3 separate regions of the Homo sapiens genome follow, and regions 2 and 3 are each linked to region 1. The links are chromatin loops, found by intact Hi-C in ENCODE. Cell type or tissue: endothelial cell of umbilical vein. All regions are shown on one strand.

Region 1 (8,000 bases):
CTGATAAATTTCAGAGTGTGGATTTGAACCCAGGCCATCTTGCTCCAGAGTTAATACTCTTAGCCAACAGGTTCATTTCCTGTCACTACATGAAAAACGCAAGTTCCTGGCAAAGCCTCTTACTGTAAAGTAGCCATGGAGCCGGGGATGGAGGCCCTGTATCTGTTTTCTGGGAAGCCGAGAAAAAGATCTTACCAAGCAATGCCACATTTATAATTAGTGGTTTTAAAAAATTTCTACCAGAAAGTGCAAACTTTCCCATTCCTCCCACAGACCGAGGGTAAAATTTCCAACTTTTCCTTTCCCATATCCACCCAAAAAAAGGTCAAGAGCTGGGATCCAGCCTGAATTAAGTGGAGTGTGGGTGTAGTTTGTCAGCTGGGTCTTCTGTTTGTGGTTAAGGTCCAGCCCATCAGGTTGAAGGCTTACTGACACATGTGTGGGAATGGGAGGTTCGTCATATGCTTGTCTTAAATTAGTCTGCTGCTTCATTAGATGGACTAAAAAGCTGAGGAAAGAGGATGGGGCTGCAAGGGGAATGGTATCTGGTCCCAGTTCCTCCCCCAAACCAGCCCTGGAACGTTAGTGAGTAACTTCACTTCCCTCTGCGCTTGGCCACCTCTTCGGTAAAATTAAGAGAGTTGGATTCCATTCAAAGTCACATCTCAGTTCAGCCAAGAGACATGCTTTTCTTGGCCCCACAGTGCTTTCAAATTTTTTGAATTAATTGTGAACATTAAACAATTGGAATCATTTACATAAAAATCTAGATTTCCAGCTTCTTTTGAAAAATTGGAAGAGATGTTCTTGCCACATTGGGTCCCATAGGACAACCATGGGCTGGAGTTGAGAGCCATCCACTCTCTTTAGATGGGACATACTCTCCCCAGGTTTCCATTCCTCACCTGGCCAATGTCATTGTTTACTTACCTGCCTGGCCGCTATAGACTATGGGGAAATCTGATCATAGTCCCTTCCAGAAGTCGAAATACCTTTATCCATGGGATCTTAAAACCTGTAAGGCAGGGGCGAAATCTTATAGACTCGGGCTTAGTCAAAATTTTCATGTAAAGATAAGGATGATCAAAGGAAAACTAATAAATGGTAATGTTCTCTCTTAGATACTTGCCTATGTTTTATCTTTAACCTCAAAACATAGAATTCATAATATTTGGCATACTTTCTGTGTATTTTTATATTCTGGCTCACTTTTGGAAGGCGTAGGCAGAGACAAAACAAAAGCCATAAAAGGTTACAAAGAAATTGCGTAGTCAAGAAGAGAAGACACCAGGATAATGTGTTCTCAGAAGGACAGTCTGAAATTACAGAGGAACTACCTGTTCTTCAAAACAAAATTATCTGAAATAAATTCCAAGAAAATATGCCAGGTGGGTGCTAAATCTGATGTTTTTATATAGTCCACATTTAATAAAATTATCTTCTTTGACAGGATGTGAAGTTTTTAGGGAGCTAGGCTATTTATTTAGAAACTTTCATTTGATCAAAAGTCACCAGAAATCACACATAAGTTTAATTTTGTTAACTCTTAAAGCTCTTCAGATAGGACCATAATAAAAATACAGCTGGATGCAAATAAATTAGTGTAATGCAGCCTGACCACTCACAACATTGTTTTATGCATTTTGTTTATTTTTATTGAATATTTGTGAAAACAAAAGTAATATATACATATATAAAATACAGTAGAAAGGTGAGAAATGAGCAGTAAATGTCTCTTCTCCTTTATCTTTTATTATTTATTGTGGTAAAATACATATAAAATTTACCATCTGGACCATTTTTAAGTGTACCATTCAGTAGAGTTAAGTATATTCACGTTGTCATGTTTTCTCTCTTAACCCCAATATTAACCCCAGTTATGTTTTTCTATATTATTTCAGAAAATTATATGCACATTTTTATTATTCATACAAATAAATTTCCTTACATCTTCCAAAGCTTTGACATCACCATAGACCAATCTTTCTTGTTCTTTGCAATGACTACAGAATACTCCATTTTTATAAATAGGCCATAATTTACTTAACCAATTCTTTATTAGTGGATACTTAGACCATCTTGAGATCTCGGCTGCTACTGAAAAGAAAAAAAAATCCTATAGTAAACATATTTGGTCCATACATCTTGACCTATGTACAAGTGTATCTTGTGGGTAAATTCTCAGCAGCCAATAAACTGAAACATTTGTTCGGTTGAAATTTTTCTATCTGAACGTGGATATAGTTCCATAATAACACTTTTTAGATTGGGTAGAATACTCATGATAAACTATAATGACATATGTGATAAATTTCAGTGGTAGCTTGGACCCTGGGATTAGATGACCTACTTCCAAATCTAGGCTTTCACAGACTAGCTGTGGGGCCTTGGAAAACTTGCTTATAACATCACTTGCTTCAACTTCCTCATCTGAAAAATGGGATTAATAATACTACCTGCCTCTAAGGGTTGATGGAAGAATTGCTGAATGAACAATACCTGGCACATAGTAAGCATTATATGCATTAGCTATTATTTTAGATCTCTTAATCATAAAATTTGAGCTTGATATTTTAGACATGATAGCTCATCAGATATTTTCAATTAAAAGTTTTCAAGATCCCAACATTTTATTCTATAATTCTATTCCCAAGGCATCTGTAAAATAGACAAAACCTCACAACATGCAAAAACTAAAAGGCCTTACCTGTACTCAATCAATTCTTGTTTTCTTCTGTTTCTTTAGGAGTACTTTGGATTTCTCTTTCTTTTTTCTTATATTTGGCATGGGAATTGCACTTAATTTTCCTGAACTTACTCTGGGTCAAATGAAAACCTGGGATGACTTTTTGTGAGAACAATTCTTTACCACACCCTAAATGTCTGAAAATCTCCCCCATACTTTGCAAAATAATTTTGACTTTGTTTAGTTACCTATAATGACTCATTTCTTTTCATAATGAGGATACAGCCAAAAGAATCCCTATGATGTCCTTCTCCTCAGTTTCCCTGACTTGGGTGGGTGAGAGAAGAAGGCTGCAGATTTACCAATAGCCCATCTGCTGGGTGGCCACTGGCTACCTGCCTGGATTCTGAAGGTCTTACTTTGTGTCACAGAGCCCAAACCACTCACTCTTTGTTCCAGACTAGTTCTTCCTTGCTTATTTTTAGCCTTACAGAAAGCCTCTCCCATCCCTCTCTATCGCTTTGATTAACGGCCTTTTGTTAGAGCGACAAGGATGATTCAGGTGAAACAACAGAAACACTGGCAAAGAAGAGGTTGGTTGGCAGGAAAGATGGTGGGATGGCATGTGGACAGGTCTTTGTGCAGATGGTTTCTGTCCAGTGTAGTGGCCGTAGCTGAGTGCTGTTGTGTGCACCTGTAATCTCAGCTACTTGGGAGACTGAGGTAGGAGGATCCCTTGAGCCCAGGAGTTCAAGGCCAGCCTGGGCAATATAGTGAGAGGTTGTCTCAAAAAAAAAAAAAAAAAAAAAATCCAAAGGCCTCTTAGCTCCTGCCATTACTTCGTGGCCACAAGGGGTCCCTCTGCCCTAGATTGTCAGGTGATGGCAAAACATACAATCTTGAAGGTCAAAGAAACAATAAGGGATCTTGTAGACTTCCATTTTAAAGCCTCAGATGCAAGCTGACTCGCTGTGAGTAATTACAGTTGGAAAGAAGTTTTGTTGCTGTCGTTTGTTGTTTGTTAGTAACAATGCCTTGAACTGATTTCTGAAAAAGTATATATCCTAGAGCAGTGGCCCTAATGCCCTGAACTGCTCTGACTGAGTCTGACCTCAACTCCAGGCAGAGCCGAGGGATTCATGCTGAAAGCTAACGAAGAACCTAAATATTTTTTGAGCACCAATTATGTTCCAGACTTTGTTCTAGAACCTGAGAAGGCAGTGAACAGAGTGGAGAAAGCACTAGTGTTCAGGGAGCTTACTTAGTGGTGAGAGCAGTTATAGATAGATAAATAGCCAATAGAATTGGTAATGGTAAAGACTAAGAAAAATAAAGTGGGATAAGAAAGGTGAAGAATGACAGCAGTAAGAAAATGAAGTAAAAGACATCATATTGTAAAGAAAGGTTTGAGATGACATAATTTTGTATGTAGAAGATTCTAAAGAATCCACTAAAACACCATTTGAACAAATAAGTGGTTTGACAACGTTGCAAGATACAAGATCAATATACAAAACTCAATATATTTTTATATACTTGCAATGAACAGTATGAAAAAAATAAGAAAATAATTGTATTTATAACAGCATCAAATAGAATAAAATACTTAGGAATAAATTTAACAAAAGAATTGCAAAATATGTACTCCAAAAACTGCATAATATTGTTGAAAGAAATTAACAAAGGGCTAGATAAATAAAAAGATATTCCATGTTCATGAATCAGAAGATTCATTGTTAAGATGGCAACACTCCTTAAACTGATCTACAGACTCAAACCCTATCAGAATCCCAGTTGGCTCCTTTGTCAAAATTTACAAGATAATCCTAAAATGTATATATGGAATTGAAAGGGACCCCCAAATAAATAAAATAATCTTGAAAAACAAGAACAAAGTTGGAAGACTCACACTTTCTGATTTGATTTGATTTGGAGATGGAGTCCCACTCTGTCGCCCAGGCTGGAGTGCAATGGTGCGATCACGGCTCACTGCAACCTCCGCCTCCTGGGATCAAGTGATTTTCCTGCCTTAACCTCCCAAGTAGCTGGGATTTGCATGCACCACCACACACAGTTAATTTTTGTATTTTTAGTAGAGACAGAGTTTCACCATGTTGGCCAGGTCTTGAACTCCTGACCTCAAGTGATCCACCCGCCTTGGCCTCCCAAAGTGCTGGGATTACAGGCGTGAGCTATCATGCCTGGCCTACACTTTCTGATTTTAAAAGTTACTATTAAGCAACAGTAATCAAGATAGTGTGATACTTGCATAGTATAAACTTACAGGTCACCTGGATAGCCATATGCAAGTGAATGGATTTGGATCTTTACCTCTCACTACGTATGAAAATTGACTCAAAATGGATCAAAGGCTTGTATGTGAGAGCCAAAATATAAAACTTTTAGAAGAAAACCCAGGGGTAAATCTTCTTGACCTTGAATTTGGCAATGGATTCCTTGATATAACATTAAAAGCACAAGCAACAAAAGAAAATATACTTAAAATGTTCTTCACTAAAGTGAAAAACTTGTGGGCCTTCAAGAACATCAAGAGAGTGAAAAGACATCCCTAAAGAAGGGAAGAAAATATTTACAAATCATATATCTGATAAGGAACTTAAATCTAGAATATGAAAAGAACTCTTGCAACTGACTAAGAAAAAGACAAATATTCCAATTTAAAATGAGCAACAGATTTGAATAGGCATTTCTTCAAGAAAGATGTACAAATAAACACATGAAAAGAGGTTCAGTATCATTAGCCATTGGGGAAATGCAAATTGAAATCACAATGATATGCCACTTCACTCCCACCAGGATATTTATAATTTAAAAGTCAGATAACAAGAGTTGACTAGGATGTGGAAAAACTGGAAAAAACGTTAAACAGACATTAGTAATCAGACATTACTAGTGTGAATACAAAATGATGAAGCCACTTCGGAAAACAGTTTGGCAGTTCTTCAAGTGTTTAAACCTAGTTACGTTTGGCACAGCAATTCTCCTAGGTATATACCCAAGAGAAATGAAAACATGTCCACACAAAAACTTGTACATAAATATTTACAGCAATATTATCCGTAATAGCCAAAAGAAGGAAACAACCCAAATGTCCATCAATTGATGAATAAACAAAATGTGGTGTATCCACACAATGGAATATTATTAATGCATGAAAAAAATGAAGTACTGATATATGCTACTGTGTGGATGAACCTTGAAAACATTATGCTAAGTGAAAGGAACCAGTCACAAAACGCCATATATTATATGATTTCATGTATATGAGATGTACAGAATAAGCAAATATATGGAGATATAGTGTAGATTAGTGGTAGCTTAGGCCTGAGCTTAAGGCTGGAGTGAATTTGAGAGTAATAGCTATAGGGGACAGGGTTTCTTTCTGAGGGGACAAAAATGTTCTATAATTGATTGTGGTGATGTGTGCACAACTGTGAATATACTAAGATACCATTGAACTGTGTGCTTTTAAAATGGGTGACTTTTATAGTAGATGAATTATATAAATATAAAGCTGTTATAAAAAGAGAGAGAGAGAAAAAAAAGGAAGAAAGAAAGAAAAAAGAGGGAGGGAGGGAGGGAGGGAGAAAGGGAGGAAACATGTCAGGATCAGAATTTGCAGGAAGTACCAGCAGCTTGAAAGAAGAAACAAAGGGGGTGACAAGGGTAGAGAAGAGGGGACTCTTTCAAAGGGGGAATATGCATCTTAAAGGCCTCTTTAATAGGGTGATGTGTATGTCAGTTGAGACTTTCAGGAAGGGAAGAAATGAACCATATGGATATCTGGAGAAAAAGAGTTCTGGGCAGAGCAAAGGCCCCTTGGCAAGCATGTGAGTGGTGCATTTGAAGAGCAGCATGGAGATGTAGGTGGCAGAGGCAGAATGAGTGAGCGAGGCAGGGAGCATGATGTCTAAGGAGCAGGCGGGGGCCGGATAATGTGGGGCTGGCAGAGCCCCATTGGGATGACTTCAGATTTTTACTGAGTAAAATGGAGAGTAATTGCAGGGGTTTGAGCAGATAACATGCCCCGATTTCCCATTTACAAAGACCAAAATATACTGCAGTGTGGCAAATAGGCTGTGAGGGATGGAGTGTGAGGGAAGTGGTAAAGCCAGGGAGGATGCCATTGGCACAGTTCAGGTGAGATGGCTTTCTGTCTCTATGCTGTGCTTTAGTTTCTCTCTTATAATTAAGGAGACAATAGAAATAGAAATTTAGTAGAAACAGAACCTACAGTCTGAAAATAGCACACACCACTTAAAAGCAAAATTTCCTGGAAAAGTGTGGACAAATGGCCATCATCCACAGTGCATAAAAATGTTTGCTTCCAATTTAACACTCTGCATGATGTTAATTAATGGCATAAGTACGTGTTTGATGTCTTTCTCCCACGTTAGGCTGAAAGCTTCACAATGGTCTGAACCATGTCCATTGTGTTCTGGAACATTGTGCTAAATCCCTGGTGTCTAGAACAGGGTCTGACACAAAATACATCCTCAAAAAAACCCAAAACAAAACTCATTGAATGAATCAATTAACGAGCCGTTGTCAATCATCTTGTCCCTAGTTATTTCAATGTGTGCTGAAGGCAGTAGGTGACCACCAAGCATCTGTGTCCTCCTCTATATTTCCCAGCCTTCCTTGCAGTTAGCTATGGCCATGTGACTGTTGCTGGCCAGCAAAAAGTGAACAGAAACAAGTACTAAGATGGTAGCTGGAGTGTATTCTGCATCATTCGATTCTCTTGTGAGATGGTCTTGCAGGCTACAGATTCTAGATGGCAGAGCCTACAAGATGGAGTAGGACAACCTGACCTATGTAAGATTTAACAAGAGTTAGAAACAAATGTTTTTTCAGTTTGGCCAATGAGATTTTTCTTTTGTGGCAGTAAATACTATTGCTTTAACATATTATGTTTTTTCCCCCCATTTTCCGAGTACAAGCCTTTGTAGTATACTCCAAACTGCTGGATTATTTTGGATAATGACAGTTGGAAATTGCCTGCTGCTTCTCAAGTTTAATTTTCCTTTCCACTGTCTCCTTCTTACAGGGCAAGACGTTAATGCTTTTCAAATATTCTCATCACATTTGAAATCACGACAGTAGCAGAGTGGCATATTTCATAATTTCTATAAGGCACTCAGTGTAGTTGGACCCAAGGCCCTGGTGATAATAATGGAAGCAACCTAGTCCAGTTCTAAAAAATAGGGCTGGACATCCTCTCATAATTTTTCCAACAATTGGAGGTGAAAGTGTGAAGTCTTCATTCAGCTGGGAAAGGGGTTGGCAGATG
Region 2 (8,000 bases), 200 kb after region 1:
TATGATAGGAGAGAAACCTGGTTCAGTTAAGCTGCCTGAGGTGGGAACATCCCTCATATGTGTACAGTGTTTTATGATTTTTTTCCCAAGCATGCTCATAAATCAATTGTTACATGAGCTAATAGTCAGAGGCTGTGGTGTACAATGATGTTAGCACATGGACTGGGGTCACACCAGAAAAGGGAAGCCTTGGGTAGGGATAGGGTCCGTTTGAGCTGAGCAGAGAAATTCTTGAAAGCCAGAGAGCCACTTTCCCCCAACTGCTACAGGCCCCCACTCTCCAACACCTACTGACCCTGGTGAGTGAGCCAAAACACATCTCCCAGGGAAGAAAGCCTTGGCTCCCCTTCCCCTCAACCACACACAGCATCCACCAGCTCTAGCTCCACCTTGGGAAATCCTTGTCTTCATCCTTATCTCACCTGCCACCATGAGCTGGCTCCCAGGGCAACAGAAGATATTCCCTGGCATGTTTTGCAAAGGACACATCTTAATAAGAACAGTGGTATATTCACAGACCACCCAGGTATGTATGCATGGAGTGTGAACACCTATGCACAAGACTGCACCCTAGGAAGCAGATGAGCCCCTGCTAATGAGCTAGCTCCTGCACTAGTGCTTGCTTGTGTGACTGGGGGCAAGGCTGTTTCTCTCATTTTTTTAAGAAATGGGGTCTCGCTATGTTACCCAGGCTGGTCTTGAACTCCTGGCCTTAAGCGATCCTCCAACCTCAACCTCCTAAAGTGCTGGGATTACAGGTGTGAGCCACTGTGCCCAGCCCAAACCTATTTTTTAAACTCTACAATGGGCATTAGATCACAACCTCAAAGGATTATAAGACTATGTACCTGTAAATAGCCTAGAACATAATAAATACTCAATAAATCATTGTCATTATGATTGTCATTATTAGTTTTCAAAGGCTGGTTGCATATAGCTCCTGAAGCTTGAAGACCTTTGTGTGAGTTTATTTTAACATCACTCCATATTCCAGAGCAGCATTTGTCATGCCCCACTTTGTTATTTATACAGAGCATGATTACTCCATTTCATAAAGTCAGGTTTAAAGTTCAAAATGAAAAGCAAAAGGTAAGTTCTCCCATCATCTTGCTAAGCAAGTTGTCTCTCTGCTCTGAAAGGGGAAGATACCAGAACATGTGAGTTATGTGGTCAACATCAGGAAGAACGCCACACCTGGGTTTATACAGTAAATACTCTAGTAGCTGCTCAGATGCATTCTTCCAGCTCTGTTATTCCTGGAGAACTGTGGACACTCTGCTGTGTTTAAAAAAAGTATTGCTTTTCATTACAGAGAAGTCTTCAATTGCTTTCCTCTTTCAACGAACGTCTATACTTAGTTATCACAGACTTGAGAGAAACTAATGATACTTTACAGTAAGACTATGATTAAATTACCTTCTGTTAATTAGGAGTTTCTAAATCACCTTCATCCCCTTGGAGAAAAGACTTGATGTAAATAGGCAGTAATAAAAGTGGTACTATGTTTAATTCAAATTGTATCCTTTTAAATTTAATTAATTTAGTAATAGTTTTAAATGAGCATGTCAGAACTAAAGGGTCCTTAGTGACTTGAAAGAGTTAACGTAGCATCCAGAAGTTCCTAATGTACTCTTCAGAAGTAGCTTGCTCACTGAATAATTGGGTTTAACCAGCTCAAGTTCCCCTGTCCTCCCACGGGAATGATTCAGAGCAGGTTTTGAACCATTCTCATCAGTTTTTTGGAGACACTACCCTCCATTCAGGATGTAGCGTCTGAACTCACTATCTTTAATGTTTCCAAGACCAAGGGAGAGACAGTGAGGCCATAGGCCCTCTTTCCAGGCACTTACTAGAGAGTAAGCCAGCAAAGTGGCTGTGGACTACATCCTCACTGGACTGCACCTGGCTGCTCACAGTACCTGTTGAAAGTTCCTTCTAAGTTGCTAAATCCCTTCACCTACCCACATCCCTTCCTCCTTTCATGTCTGCAGAGAATACTTGAGCACAAGGCACACATAAATTTCATGCTGTCTGGGATGGGATAAGGATGTCGTGTAAACATATCATTAATGTAGCTTAGAAAAGCTGAAAAGTGGCTGGGAGAGGATGGGGTTTGTGTATGTGTACATCCTTGAGGTGACCATGGTGCAAAGCAATTTATCATGTGCTGTAAAGTAGATTGTTTAATGTGAGACTATTGTATAAGGTTTCCCACAGTAATCATGTACAAAATGATGTATAGCATACCAAGTTCTCCCCTAACAAGACTTCTGGTCATGTAAGGTTGATAATAAACTAGAGAAGTAAAAGGATTATTATCATTTAAATGCATGTGCATGCTCTTCATATAGAAAAGCATAGCATAATAAATTACCACATAAACTGGCAGAAATTATTATATAGCTTTTCTGGATAGTTTTATAATTGCAGCAGAGTTCCTTTGCAGGGTAGTTTAGGTTCTGTTTTGTTGCTCAATTTTCACCTTTTTTTTTTTTTTTTTTTTGCTTTTCCTATGAATATCAAATTGTTCAGGACCAGAAACTACAAGATCAAATTCAAAACTCCTTCCATTTTTTGAAATTCTGTTTATTTCGTGAAATAAGATTAAATAACTTATATTTCTTAACTTAAAGTTTTGGTTAAAAACTAAAATTTGAGGTTTAGAAATTTTAAATATTTTCCAAAAATTTAGAGTAGGATAAGTATTTAACGTATATTCATTGACTTCATAACCAATCTTTTGGTACAACTGGAACCCCTCCAGCGACCTTTTCAAACTATTGCCTCTGGTCTATTTAAATGTATTGGGGACCACATGGAGACTTCTGGAAATGCTAAATCTCAATCTAGAAATAGTAGTGAATGCCTTTTAAATCTAAGTTTGGTTGTGACTTTATGGCTCACTCACTTGTCTGCATAAAAATAAAAATTTCTTACCTGGTTTAAAAGCACAGTTTTTGGTGACATAAACCACCCTAGTGCATTCATTGTTTTGATTCCCCTAAGCTCTGCCTCTGTGATTTTGTCGATTTTTTTTCTTTTAATCCTGTAGATGTGCTTTTTTATTTTTTGCCCACTATCCTCTTTGTGCTGTTTTTCCTTATCTTTGCTCCTTTTTCCTCTCCTCCCAGCCTAACAAATGTGTATTACTAAGGACTTCTAGTGGCTAATGTGGGAAGTGCCTCTCAGAAATACCCACAACTGTAAACAGTAGGTCCATGCAGTGCGCATTGGACACACAGCACCTGTGGAAAGTAGGAACCAAAGGCAATAAACTGGTTCTTTTGACTACATGATACTATTTATTTCATGAATGTTATGCTGTATCCAAATGGTTATTGAGTGAATGCAGGAGACACCCATATTACACTTGTATATGATAAGCATATGCCTGTATCTTATGTTTGTATGGTGATTACATTCAGAAACTGCACTTAAAGTTTAACCTGTGAAATATGGCCCGCTTCTAAGTGTGTGAATATGATTATATATTAATTTAGGCTGAGAAGTGATAGAGACATTGATTGTGTTAGAGGAGGCTTTTTATAATTTGAAAATTCAACTAGCTACCTACAGATAAGATGGGATGTTATTTTATAGGATTTTATCTGAAATGTAGTACATAAGAGGTTCAGACCGTATCAGGGTTTAGATAAAAGTTATGTAACAGGAAAGACACATTGATCCCTTAGGTACTACCCTAGCTCTGAAGTGAGCTTTATGAAAAGTTAGAGTATATTGGAAAAAGTTGAGAATAGCTAGCTTCCTACATGTGGACCCTGGGTCACTCTTAATTCATAATTCATTCCAGATTTATATAGCATTTGGCATCTGTTCTCTGGCAAGAAATGATCATTAAAATAGTTGAATACAGTGTTCAGGCAGACTTATATGACGCCAAAACCATGCTTTGAACGTGGCAGAAACTGAGAATTTAACTTAGACTTCAAATAAAATTCCATAGAAGAATTTTGTAAACAAATTTTTTGGAAATATTTTGAAGTATTCTCCCTTCTATAGTAAGTTCTACTACAAATACTTGTTTTGAAAATTCAAACTTGCTTGAATGCAGTTTATATGTTAGGTAACAATTTGAGCATACCAAAAATTTTGCATTTGCGTGTGCACAAGTTTGTGTGAACTGAAATTACACACACACCCCTCAAACATCCACCATATTCTTCAATTCACAAAATGTGTTATGAGCTACACCCTCTACATCTTGTGTTACAATTTTCCGTTAGATTTCAGATCACCCTCCTTCCACCACTTCACAGTGACTCACAAGCTGCAACTCCTCCAACACCCACTTCCACCAGCAACCTTCAGGTCTTTTTCAAGGTTAAGTGCCATGTTTATTGTAGTATTTTTTCATTCTTTAACCATTTAACATATGCAGAACTGTGATATTGTTTTTATTTGATGTCTTTTTTTATGTGTCACTGCAAAATTTTTTAGTGTTGTGCCCCTAACCCACTTTCCTTATAAGCCCTGTGGTTTTTATTGCACAATTTTGTATAGTGAGGTGAGTTTTAGGATTGCAGAACTGTCATACTGCAGTTACAGCCGATCCTTGAATAATGTCATTTTGTTCAGCATCATTTCATTATAACACTGAAGAGGAAAAAATAATTGATTCCCAGCTGGGGCCACTTGTATGGAGTTTGCAGGTTCTCCCCACATCTGTGTAGGTTTCCTCCAGGTACACCAGGTACACCAGTTTCCTCCCACATAGCAAAGATGTGAGCTTCAGATGAGTTGGACAATCTTCAGGGTTTCAGTGTGAGTGAGTGTGGATGTGTGTGTGAGTGTGCCCTGCGATGGGATGGCATCCTGTCCAGGGTGGGTTCCCCCTTTTACCCTGACCTGCTGGGATAGGCTCTGGCCACCTTTGATAAGTGGATTGGAATAAGTGGGTTGGAAAATGAATAAATAAATGAATGAATGAATATAAGTTATTGGGAAATAAAAAAAATTATCAGGTATTTGACATTCATCCAAATGCACGGCAATATTTGTTAACTGTTTTTGAGCTGTGTGGTAGTAGGAGGTTCCTCTGAAAATTTTCATTTTGCAAACATTTGTTGATTTAATACACCACCACTATGACTACTGTCACGAATTCACCACAAATTGAGTAAATAATGATCTTACTTGTTTTCATTAATCTTTCTTAAATGTATGTATAGTTCACATTTATTTCAGCATTTAAAATTAGAAGTGTTTTGATCTTTATTGAGAAGTTTGATGACGTTTTTGTGACCAGAAATACGCTGTGGAAACTTAACCCTTGTTTATATCAGTTAGCCTAGGGTAAAATTGGTTTCATTGTACCTTGTTCACTGAAAGTCGCAGTTTCCAAGAAGCTGTCCATGTTAAGAGAAGACTTACTGTATATTCTCCACAGTTACTCAAGATCACCAAATGACCAGATCCGCAGCTTCCAATACTGTGGACTCACTCTCCCAGCACCTCTCTCTGTACACGCCTGTAAATGTTTAGCATCCTTGTTCTTTTCCTGCCCTCGGACCACTCTTGCACCTGTCATACTAGTTATTATTCTCTCTGCTTATTCCAGTGATTCTGGAGCATCATGCAACATTCATTCATCTTTAAAATTTCTCCCTCAGAAATGTAGACATTCTTTCATCTCAGCCACTACCTCTGTGGAGAAAATTTTCAATTATCCAGTGCCAGAAGCAAGCTGTCACATAATTTCCGGTTGTACTCGAGGTTCTTAGACTTCCCTATTGTAACCACCAGTTCAATTCAACTAAGCTGGAAGTTCACATCCTAAATACGTTAACATACTTAAAGGAACCGTAAAGCACTCTATAACTGTGGGGTGTGTAACATGTTTACTTGTAAACTGTAAAGCACTCTGTAACTGTGGGGTGTGTAACATGTTTAGTTGTAAACCGTAAAGCACTCTATAATTGTAAGGTGTGTTACAATTTTTCTTATCCTGACCAGTTTTCTCTCTTATCTTGGCTCTTCCTTCTGTGCCCACAGCAAATCAGCCTTGGAGTCCTCCTCCATGTAATGTGTTCATGTCATCCTTTCTTTCCCAGCCCCTCTGCTGCCTCTCATGTCTCTCATATAGCAGTGGCCCCCACCTGCTTCCTGTTCCCACTTTTGTGCCATCTCCCATTTCTTCCTTCACACTGATGCTTGTTCATGGTTCTGAAATTTTACTTTGTTCATAACACCTCTGCTTAAAATTGTCAAGGGTTTGTGATTAAATTCAAACTCTGCAGTGTAGAAGTTTATATCTTATCCAATCTGGCCCTCACTCCTCTTCTATCCATGTTTCCTTACATTCTCTAATACGAGTTGAGGTGCCTAGAAAGCTTAACAATATTTTACATGATTTCAAGTCCTGGCCTTCCACATCATGCCTGCAGCGGGGTCCTGTGTGTGGCAGCACCCAAATATGCTCCTCTGTATGTTTGTTAACAGTTGAGTAGTGCTTTTTATCAAGCGCATGTCAAGTTCTTTCTACAACTTTCTTTTATATAGGGTTTTTTCCCCCCTATAATTTGCGTAGTGGAAGATGTGGTAGTGGAAATGAAGTTTCATAAGAAACCTAGGACAAGTTACTCTGGAAACGGTTTGTTATTTAGAAAGTGTTTTCATAGTGACCTTGCTGGAAGGGAGGACGACCACAGCTCTTAATGATATGGCAGACCTCGGCCCCTGGATAGGCACCAGCTCTCTGTCCTCCCCACAGTGGACTGCAGCCACAATGCTCTCCCCATGTGAGATGGAAAGGGGAGCTGGGTTTAATTGTAGCGCACAGCTGGCCAAAGACCTCTACAGCAATAATCTTTCAGTATTTCAGTGTAAATTTGTGACTTATATTATGTTCAAGTATTTAAAAGTACGTTGTATTTTCCAACAATAACTTTATAAATGGTGCCTCTTCCATTAGTTCAACTTTGTAACATTTTTCTGTACTTGGAAGCTTTAGTAAAGGAAAAACTTACCTCTGGATTTCAGTTGAGAAGTCTCAAATCCCGATGTTTTAGAATCAAACTAAAATTCTTCACCCGCACAGTAATAATTATTTTAAAGTGTTAAAAAGAGAGATTATATTGTTAACTCAGAGAGGTGTTTCTCTCAAGAGTGCAGAAAAAAGCACCAAAGCTTACAAATTCCCAAGGGCATCTTGATCTTACTTTCTGTCCCATTCATGGCATTAGTGAACTAACTGGCTTTGCAGGGCCAAACAGCACAAGGCTGACCACCCACCAGGGACGTTGAGCTTTAAGAGGCTGTTTTAGTCCATTTTGTGTTGTTGAAACAGAATATCACAGCCTGTGCAATTTATAAAAACTGAAATTTATTTTCTCACAGTTCTGGAGGCTGAGAAGTCCAAAATCAAGGCTCAGTATCTGGTGAAGGTCTTCTGAGTGGCTCCTCACGTGGTGGGAGACAGAAGGGCATGCTAGCTGAATGCTGTGTGAAACCTCTTTTATAAGGACCTTAATCCCATTGACTAGGAAGGAGCCATCATGGCTTCATCACCTTTTAAAGGCCCTGCCTGTTAATATGATCACATTGACAATACTTGAATTTTGAAGGGGACACATTTAAACCATAACAGAGGCTGCCATTCAGAAAATTCTGACTAGATGGGAAAAAATTACTTTGGATTGAATTAGTTCCTATTTTCTGAAAACCTTATCCATGATCACATTTACTGTTCTGTATTCATCCCTGGAGTCCAGAGAAGCAAGTCCTGCTTTGGTCCAGTCCTCCCAAGGTCATCCTGAGCCTGGTGGTGCCTGAAGCCACATCTTGCCACCTGGGCGTTTACTGGTCCACTGAGGCCTATCATGGATCTCCAAGGTGGTCATGGCAGTTTGGGGGGCATTCAGTGGTTAGGGCCAGGTGTATACTGCACCATTTTTGTAAGTCCATTGGCATGTTTGAGAATGATAATCTTTTCATTTTTTGAGTTTGGAAAGATACTTCCCTGTTATGTGTCAAGTAATCAT
Region 3 (8,000 bases), 230 kb before region 1:
GGTTGTGGGCTGCATATAAGTTTCAGTGTTTGGATTAGTCCAGACATTCTGAAACTGTGGTGGAGGAGGATGATTAAAAACCAAAGGACGTGGCTGCACATGATAAGCACCTTTTTGAAAAGCAAAAAGAAAAGGCCTATTTTTAGTTCTTTGAAAAGCTACACAATTTCTTTTATGTTTAAAAAGAACAATTTCTTTTTGTACTCACATAAATTTTGTTTCCTGATTGCAGGGCCCAGCTTCAGCTTTTTACCATGGAAATTTATCTGTGACTGAAAATAAAACAGTAACAAAACTAGAATCAATTTTCAAGTCTTTACTTCCAAGACTTGGATGAACACCTAAAGTCTTCTAAAATTCCTATTATCATAGAAGATCAGTGATAACTACACACCAAATTAAAATTTGTCATCATGAAGCTACCTTACCCTTATTTCTCTAATCAGTGTCAAGAGGCATCAAGTGAAAGTTGATCAAAAACTTTTCATTACCCTGCCCTGTCTCCAACCCTTCCTGTCTGTAGTTCATGAACCTAGGTGCCCAGTCAAAAATAAACAGGTTCTAACAAGTTATGTAAGATTCCTCTAAGTTTGGATTTTTTTGACCAGAAAGTGTATCGTCTTCCAAATTTTACACAAGACTGAGTATATCACTTGACACTAAACATTGTATCAATTAAACAAATGAGATTTTTCTATTAGATTACTTACTTCTACTATCTTCTGCACATCCACGTCATTAAAAAATGAAACAAATCCATAGCTATAAAGGCAGATAAATGAAGTATAAAATCACCATCATACAGTACATGGTTCAGAACTTCTACTATATACGGAAGTGATCATGACTAAAATATGAATAATATACTATGCTAAATATTTAAGATGTACATGATAGATCCTCTACAAATACTGCTTTTTCTTCATCTGAACTATGTCAATCAAAATGTGCTAAGATTAGGGTAGTGTGAAAACTTCATTGATTAACAAAGAATTCATATCCATGAACCTGAATTTAACTTACTATCTAAGACAAGGTGGTTAAAATTTAAGATACTGTGCAATGTATGAAGAAAACAGTTCTTTGAGAAAACTGATTAATTCATTTGTATGAAATAAAGATTGAAGATATTCAAAAACAAACATTAGAAAAATGATTAAAAGAGCTGGCAATAAACTTTTATCCTCTACATGAAAGAAATTAACACAGCAACAAATTTATGTTAAGTGTCAGAATACCAATTTTGAAGTCTTCTCTGATACTCTATACGTGGCTAGAGTTCAGATATTTTTGATAAAATTACTCACCCTTTGGACACACCAGTTCGATCAGTGATTATCTTCACTTCTTTCACTGAACCATATCTAGCAAAGAAGCTTCTAATCTCAGTTTCATCCATCTATGGAAAAGAATTGAACTTCAAGAGTAAAAATTCAGCATTCAAAAATTTTAATTTTACTAAAAGAAGGTTCGATGATGTGACAATTTCTCCCCCATTTATCCCCAAATGACCAGTAGCTCTTTGTCAAAGATATTTTTAGTACCTATGGGTCAAATGTAAAACCAATTCTAAACCTCCATGAAGTACAAAAAAACCTTAAGTTTGTAACAGGGCCCAAATCCCATTATTCATAATGCATTTCAAGGTAAAAATGAGGTATGAATACAATACCCTAACATCAATTCCTCCAACAAAAACAGTGTTTGGCATGATTTTGCCTTCTGGTAAAATATAGCCTTGGCTGGTTGCAGCTGATGAGGACTGGGTGCTGGCCTCTCTGGAGATGGTTGAGTTTGGAGTTTCAGGATTTGCAGTAGACTGTAATTTGGAAAGTAGACATCATAATTAGATACACAGGAAAAACCTATACATAATGTGAAATATAATTTTTGTATTTTAAGTATAAAATATTTTATATAAATTACTTTCATTCTAAGTTAGTTCAGGCTCAGGATTTAAACTTATCAGAGTAGATCAGCATGAAATTTTAATGAAAGGATATAGTACTTTTTTTTTTTTTTTGAGAGAGTCTCGCCCTTGTCACCCAGGCTGGAGTGCAATGGCGTGATCTCGGCTCACTGCAACCTCTGTCTCCCAGGTTCAAGCGATTCTCCTGCCTCAGCCTCCTGAGTAGCTGGGATTACATGCGCCCGACACCACGCCCGGCTAATTTTGTATTTTTAGTAGAGATGGGGTTTCTCCATGTTGGCCAGGCTGGTCTCGAACTCCCGACCTCAGGTGATCCACCCGCCTTGGCCTCCCAAAGTGCTGGGATTACAGGCGTGAGCTACCACGCGCAGCCAGGATACAGTACTTTCTTAAACCCAGTATTGCTCATTACCGAGTCTTGCACAATGCTGTGGAAGAATACTTAGTATTTGTGAAAATACTATGTGAATTACTTAAAAAAAAAACAAACCCAAAATTGGAAAGTTCAGATTTGTAAAAATCAAAATTAAAATCATCCTGTTCTATATTCATAAACAACTTTTCATTTTACTGAGTACACTAATAAAAAGGATGACAAATATTAAAAAACTCCAAAAAGCCACATCAAAAAGAAAATAAGCCTCAAAGTTTTAAACCAATTTGTCCTGCTTCGCCTTTTTCACCAAAATTAACATGAATTTTTACAATTTTAACGCTGTGTTAGTATGCCTGCTTTACTTTGGAAATGGATCATGGAAACATTATTTGCTCACATGTCACAGCTCCTTCTAAAAAAAGGATTATAATCCTCTTCCCTAATGCTAGGGTGTTCAAATCATTTTTTGAAATAACATTTTTCTTCCTAACACCAAATCAGTCCCACTGATAATTCTAATTATCACAGTAGGCAGATATAAATTATACCATCTTTATTTTCAGATAAAGAAACACACATATAACTCATTTTTTCTGGATTTTGATCAGAACTGTCTTTATTCTTTCCGCAGTAGACTCTAAGGCTAATGTAAAATTTTCTGAAGTAGAATTTGTAAGTAATATATATGTTGGAGAAGCAATATAGCAGAGTGAAACAAAAATTAATTTAGTCAGGAGATCTAGGTTTATGTCCCTTACAGGTAAGTGGTTACAAGCCACTTACTTGCCAGCCGTGTATCTCTGGGCAAACTGCTTTGAGAAGGAAATGAGATAACATCTGTGAATTCATTTTGTAAAGTATAAAGTGGTATATCAATATAAGTTAGTGTCCTGTTATTTGAATTTATTTTCAGATTTTTTTTCAAGTTTCTTTTTTGGCTTTACTATTTTAGCTGACTTATCTTGAAGATACTTTTAATTAAGAACGAATTGAAACATCAGGAAACTATGAAACATCATTAATTTAAAAATCATTGGTGAAGTGCCTGTTGACTACAAAAGGTAACTACAAAAAGCTGCAAAAGAGAAAGCTATTACACATATACCTGTCTGAAAGAAAACAAGACAAAAGAAAGCAACTGTTATCTTTTTGAAAAGCACAGTAATTTTATAGGAATTAATAAGAAAGTAGAGTTCCTGCTTTGTTAATTAGATGCTAGAAGTTACTGATTCTACACAGCTTTACTAGAGATGAAATCTAAATTGTCAAATCAACTAAAGCTGAGTTTATTGCTTTTCTCTATTCGTTTGTGCTTATACTTGCTATTTTGGGTTTGTAAATAATTCCTAATTCTTTCTTTTAATAGTGGTATTTCATGACAATGATGTGGAAGAAAAATTTAAAAACTATTTCTACAGTTTTTCCTTTCTAAAAATGTCTTACGTTGTTTTTCTAAATGACATTAAGCTGCGTATCTTGAACTATTAGGAACCTGATTAGATTTCCCCCCTACAGACAATTTACCAATCCCTTCTCAGTTCATTCAGAAATCCCAAACAGAATAAAACAAAACAAAATAAATTCTGAAATTCTTGTAGTTTTTTCTCCTTTTCAATTCCCCCTTGATTTGTGGATGAACTTTGGATATGTTTTTCTTTGATAAACAAGCTATATATACAGTATTGTCTCTGCATCACAGTGTTTGGATGTATTTTAATTTAGAAGTGTAACATCTGGCAGAAAACTGTGTCAGATTATAAGAGGTCATGATAATGCATTGATTCTCAACTGGGGAAGATTTTTGAGCCCTGGGGGCATTTAACAACGTTTAGAGATTGCTTGTCACAACTGAGGTGTATTCCTGGCATCTGATGGGCTGAAGGCCAGGAATACTACTGCACATCCTACAATGCAAAGAAAGCTTCCTACAACAAGGAACTATTTGGTCCAAAATTTGAATAGGGTGTGGTTAAGAAACCTTGTGACAGTGCCACAAGAATTGAGGAGGAAAATTATTGTTTGGGAAGAACCTGATTTCCATTGTTCAGTAAAGTAAGTCTTTTCAGGACCTCAGTTTCCTTGCTTGAAAATGAATGGTTGGAAAAGATCTCTGGTGTCTCTTCTAATTCTCATACCCTATACAAGAGTAAAACGGATACTTGGCGACAACAGTAGTTTGGTAAAGAGGAAAAGAGGCATTTGATATTATTAGGAAGTCTGACTTTGGCTTGGATCTTACAAACTGGCTGCCTGCTTAACTGGAATCGTAAATATAAAATTCATAGGATCACTTTAATAGCGTAATAACATCTTAAATTAAGGAGGCACCATCATGTCCTAGTTCTCAGCCAGCAGGTGGCGCTCAAAGCTAACAAAGTAAGCAATGTACTTCATTTTTACCACGGCTTGATTAGCAAGGGTTGTTAAATTCCTACTGTATTTATACATAATTATAATGTATATATAAAAATCCACAATCAATAGACAAACTTTGGTGAAACCGTGGCCAAAAATATAAATGAATGCTTAGGATAAGCAAAAGCTTAATTTTAAAGAAAGTACCATCGTAACTGTCAATAGCATCCTGAAAACAAACTGCATTAAAGAAGTAATTTTCTTAATCATACCTTCAAGTGAGTTGGTGAATTTTGAAATGAGAAATGTTGGAATAGTAAACGGGTGAGCTTCAAGACCATCATATACACAACTCTCATTGTTATTTATAGCAAACATATTCCTTGTTATATTTGGACAACCAAGTGACAAAGACAGCTAAAAGCTGGAAAAAATTATTATGTAACTCCTGGGATGTCAGCTTCTTTCACAGTATTATCTAATTCAATTACTATGTGAACATGAAAGCAAACTGAGATTTATATAAACTGACCAGGAAAAAGGCTATAATTTGTAGTTATCAAAGTTACGTTCACACCAATAGGAAGGAACGAATAAAGAGAATGCTAAAATTAAGAAAATATGACATGAAAATCAGAATCAAAACTTTAAGTAAATCCAAGAGTAGATTCTTGGGGAGTTGGGGGTGGGGAGGATGAAATTCAAGCAATAAACAATCCTGGCAAAACTAAGCAAGAAAAGGCAAGAAAGCAAAAGGATATATGAGACCTGAGAAATGGGTTATGACCACAGATTATAAAACAATGCTATGCATAAACTCTATAGAAATAAATTTGGAAATCAACGACATGACAAACTTGTAGAGAAATTTAAATTTTTACAAAACAATCTTGAGAAAAAACACCTAATGATACCTGGCTCAGTTTCCGTGGGAGTTTTTTCAACTTGTAAAGAAATAGATAACTTGGGTGTATGTTTGTGTCAGAGAGAGGTGCACATACACATCAGACACCAGAAATAAAGACAGAAAACACAGAAGAGGAGATTAAAAAATTCAAACACTTTTCTTCAATTTTCAAAGAGGAAAAAAGTATTTCTCAACGCATTTTACAAAGCTAACAGCATATAAGTAACAAAGCCTCATCAAGATGAGCCATCCCTGCCCTCAACACAAATGCAAAATTCCAGCAGTATATAAAGAATATAGTTTATATTGGAAATGCAAGAATACTTCACAGGATATTGTTACTTTAACTCACCACTGAAAAAGCATTTGACAAAATACAGCATTCATTTTTAAATTATCTAAATATCCAAGTAAAACAGAAATAGAGACATCTTATTTTCTATCAATCTAATTCTACCCTATCATTAAGCTTAAAGTGAAATACTAGAGTCATCTCCATTGAAATTAGGAATAAGGTAAGGGCACCTCCTTATTACTACTATGTATTTTTTTCCACTATGTATGACAAAGGTGAACATTAATACAGTCTTTATGAATCAATACAAATAAAAATAAAAAGGAAGTTTAAAAAGCTAATGATCGATCAACTTCATTGATGATTTTTAAAAGTGCACATCAACATAGTAAAATATTTTCCAGCTATTAGGTTGACAATTCAAAAAATCCTAATACCTTTCATTGGAAAGGGTGTGGAAAAGAGATCACTCTACACACCATCAGTGGGAAAATACTGATACATTCTTTACACCAAGAGTAGCTTGGAAAAGATGTATCATAATTTGATAGGCGAGGATACTCATCACTATACTAATGAGGGGTGTAACTTAAAATTGTTACCAAAGGGGTAAAGCGCTTTCACCCAGCAATTCCACTTACAGCAATTCATCTCAAGGAATTAATAATACAAGCATGCCAAGATATTTACACAAGGATATTCATAGCATTTTTTTTTTTTTGAGACTGAGCCTCCCCTCTTTGTTGCCTAGGCTGGAGTGCAGTGGCATGATCTCAGCTCACTGCAACCTGCCTCACAGGTTCAAGTGATTCTCCTGCCTCAGCCTCCCGAGTAGCTGGGATTACAAGTGCGCACCACCACGCCTGGCAAATTTTTCTGTTTTTAGTAGCGATGGGGTTTCGCCGTATTAGCCAGGCTGGTCTCGAACTCCTGACCTCAAGTGATCCACCCGCCTCAGCCTCCTAAAGAGATTGATTACAGGCGTGAGCCACCGCGCCCAGCCCATGATAGTATTGTTTTAATATTGAAAAAGTATTCATCATAAGCGAATTCGGTAAAATAATGGTATAATTTTTAACATATACTGAAAATTAAAATTATCTTCAGAACAATGCCCACATCAATTGAAAGATGCAAGTTGTAAAATAGTATTATGCAGCACGGTGTAACTCTTGTAAAAGTTGGCCCATCTATATGCAATACATGCATAAAAATAATCTAGAAGGTCATACATGTACCAAAATTTAACGGTTATAAGTGTTGGGATTAAGATGGATTGCTATTTTCTTACAGCGATTGTTTTCAAATGAGTAAATATGATACTTTTATAATCAGAAAAATAATCCAATGAAACAATTCGGATTTAACTCTAAAAATGAAAAGTGTTATAATAAATAATTACTTACAACTCAAGGTGATTACTTTTTATTAGCATGGATAACTATATGTTGCACAATTACACATAATAGGTGTTTATTTTTATTTTAATGTTTATACATGGTAATATAAACTGTGTATAAATTTCCTCCCTGAAGAGACTGAGAATTATCAATGCAGACACACACACAGCATGTAATACGCGCGTTCGTGACTCAGTGGTTGGTCTGCGTGTTCAGAGCTGCATCTTGTGGTGGCGCTGAAGCAACGCTAGGCATTTACCAAACTCACAAAAACGCACACCCAACGCTATCTACCAAATGGACATTTTGTCAAAGGATCCTGGTTTATCGAGAGGGAAAAAACCGTACCCAGAATTTAAAAATTCTAAAATTCTTAATGGTAACTGCTGAAACCAACCTCGTGCGGCAAAGATGGCGTCAGGCGAGCTTTTCTGTCGCCGCCACACGAGGGAGCCGCCATCAGCAAGTCCCCCGCAGCTGACAGGCGCGAGGGGACCAGAGGCACTTCCGGCCCAGCCCCCTCAGCTACAGGGCCATGCCTTCAGGACGCCCCACACCCCACGCTGAGGCCCCCACGAACCCCGCCCACCCCACCAAGTACAGGGACCAGGAGGGAACCACTTCCTAAGGAAGCTCCGGCCCTCGAAGTTTAAGAAGGCAAGTCCCTCAGCAGGCCCGCCGCCATCTTGCGGAGCCACGGGGAGAGCGCGCCAGAAATGAGGCTGGCGGGGCGGAGG

What was found. Peaks named below come from ENCODE experiments on the same cell type or tissue, not always from the same donor. Only the 100,000 strongest peaks of a DNase experiment are listed, where the experiment ranks them.
Region 2: a loop joins it to region 1, with 12 times the contacts of the local background. A loop is called at or near these places in 17 of 110 quality-filtered maps.
Region 3: a loop joins it to region 1, with 4 times the contacts of the local background. A loop is called at or near these places in 15 of 110 quality-filtered maps.

The regions. Positions count from the first base shown.
Region 1 is chr3:16,825,425-16,833,424 of GRCh38, forward strand. No RefSeq gene overlaps it. Among named protein-coding and RNA genes, the nearest start is that of PLCL2, 56 kb to the right of the region's middle. In endothelial cell of umbilical vein, a CTCF peak has its summit at 3,536 (motif pointing right); a DNase peak (open chromatin) is centred at 3,587; H3K27ac peaks cover 466 bases.
Region 2 is chr3:17,029,447-17,037,446 of GRCh38, forward strand. All of the region lies in intron 3 of PLCL2 (phospholipase C like 2), which reads left to right. Among named protein-coding and RNA genes, the nearest start is that of PLCL2-AS1, 21 kb to the right of the region's middle. In endothelial cell of umbilical vein, a CTCF peak has its summit at 3,191; a DNase peak (open chromatin) is centred at 3,165.
Region 3 is chr3:16,596,780-16,604,779 of GRCh38, forward strand. It overlaps DAZL (deleted in azoospermia like), which reads right to left. Exons shown (of 11, transcript NM_001351.4): 2 at 1,673-1,819; 3 at 1,308-1,399; 4 at 711-762; 5 at 209-272; 6 at 1-110. Among named protein-coding and RNA genes, the nearest start is that of DAZL, 4.6 kb to the right of the region's middle. In endothelial cell of umbilical vein, a CTCF peak has its summit at 4,649 (motif pointing right); a DNase peak (open chromatin) is centred at 4,672.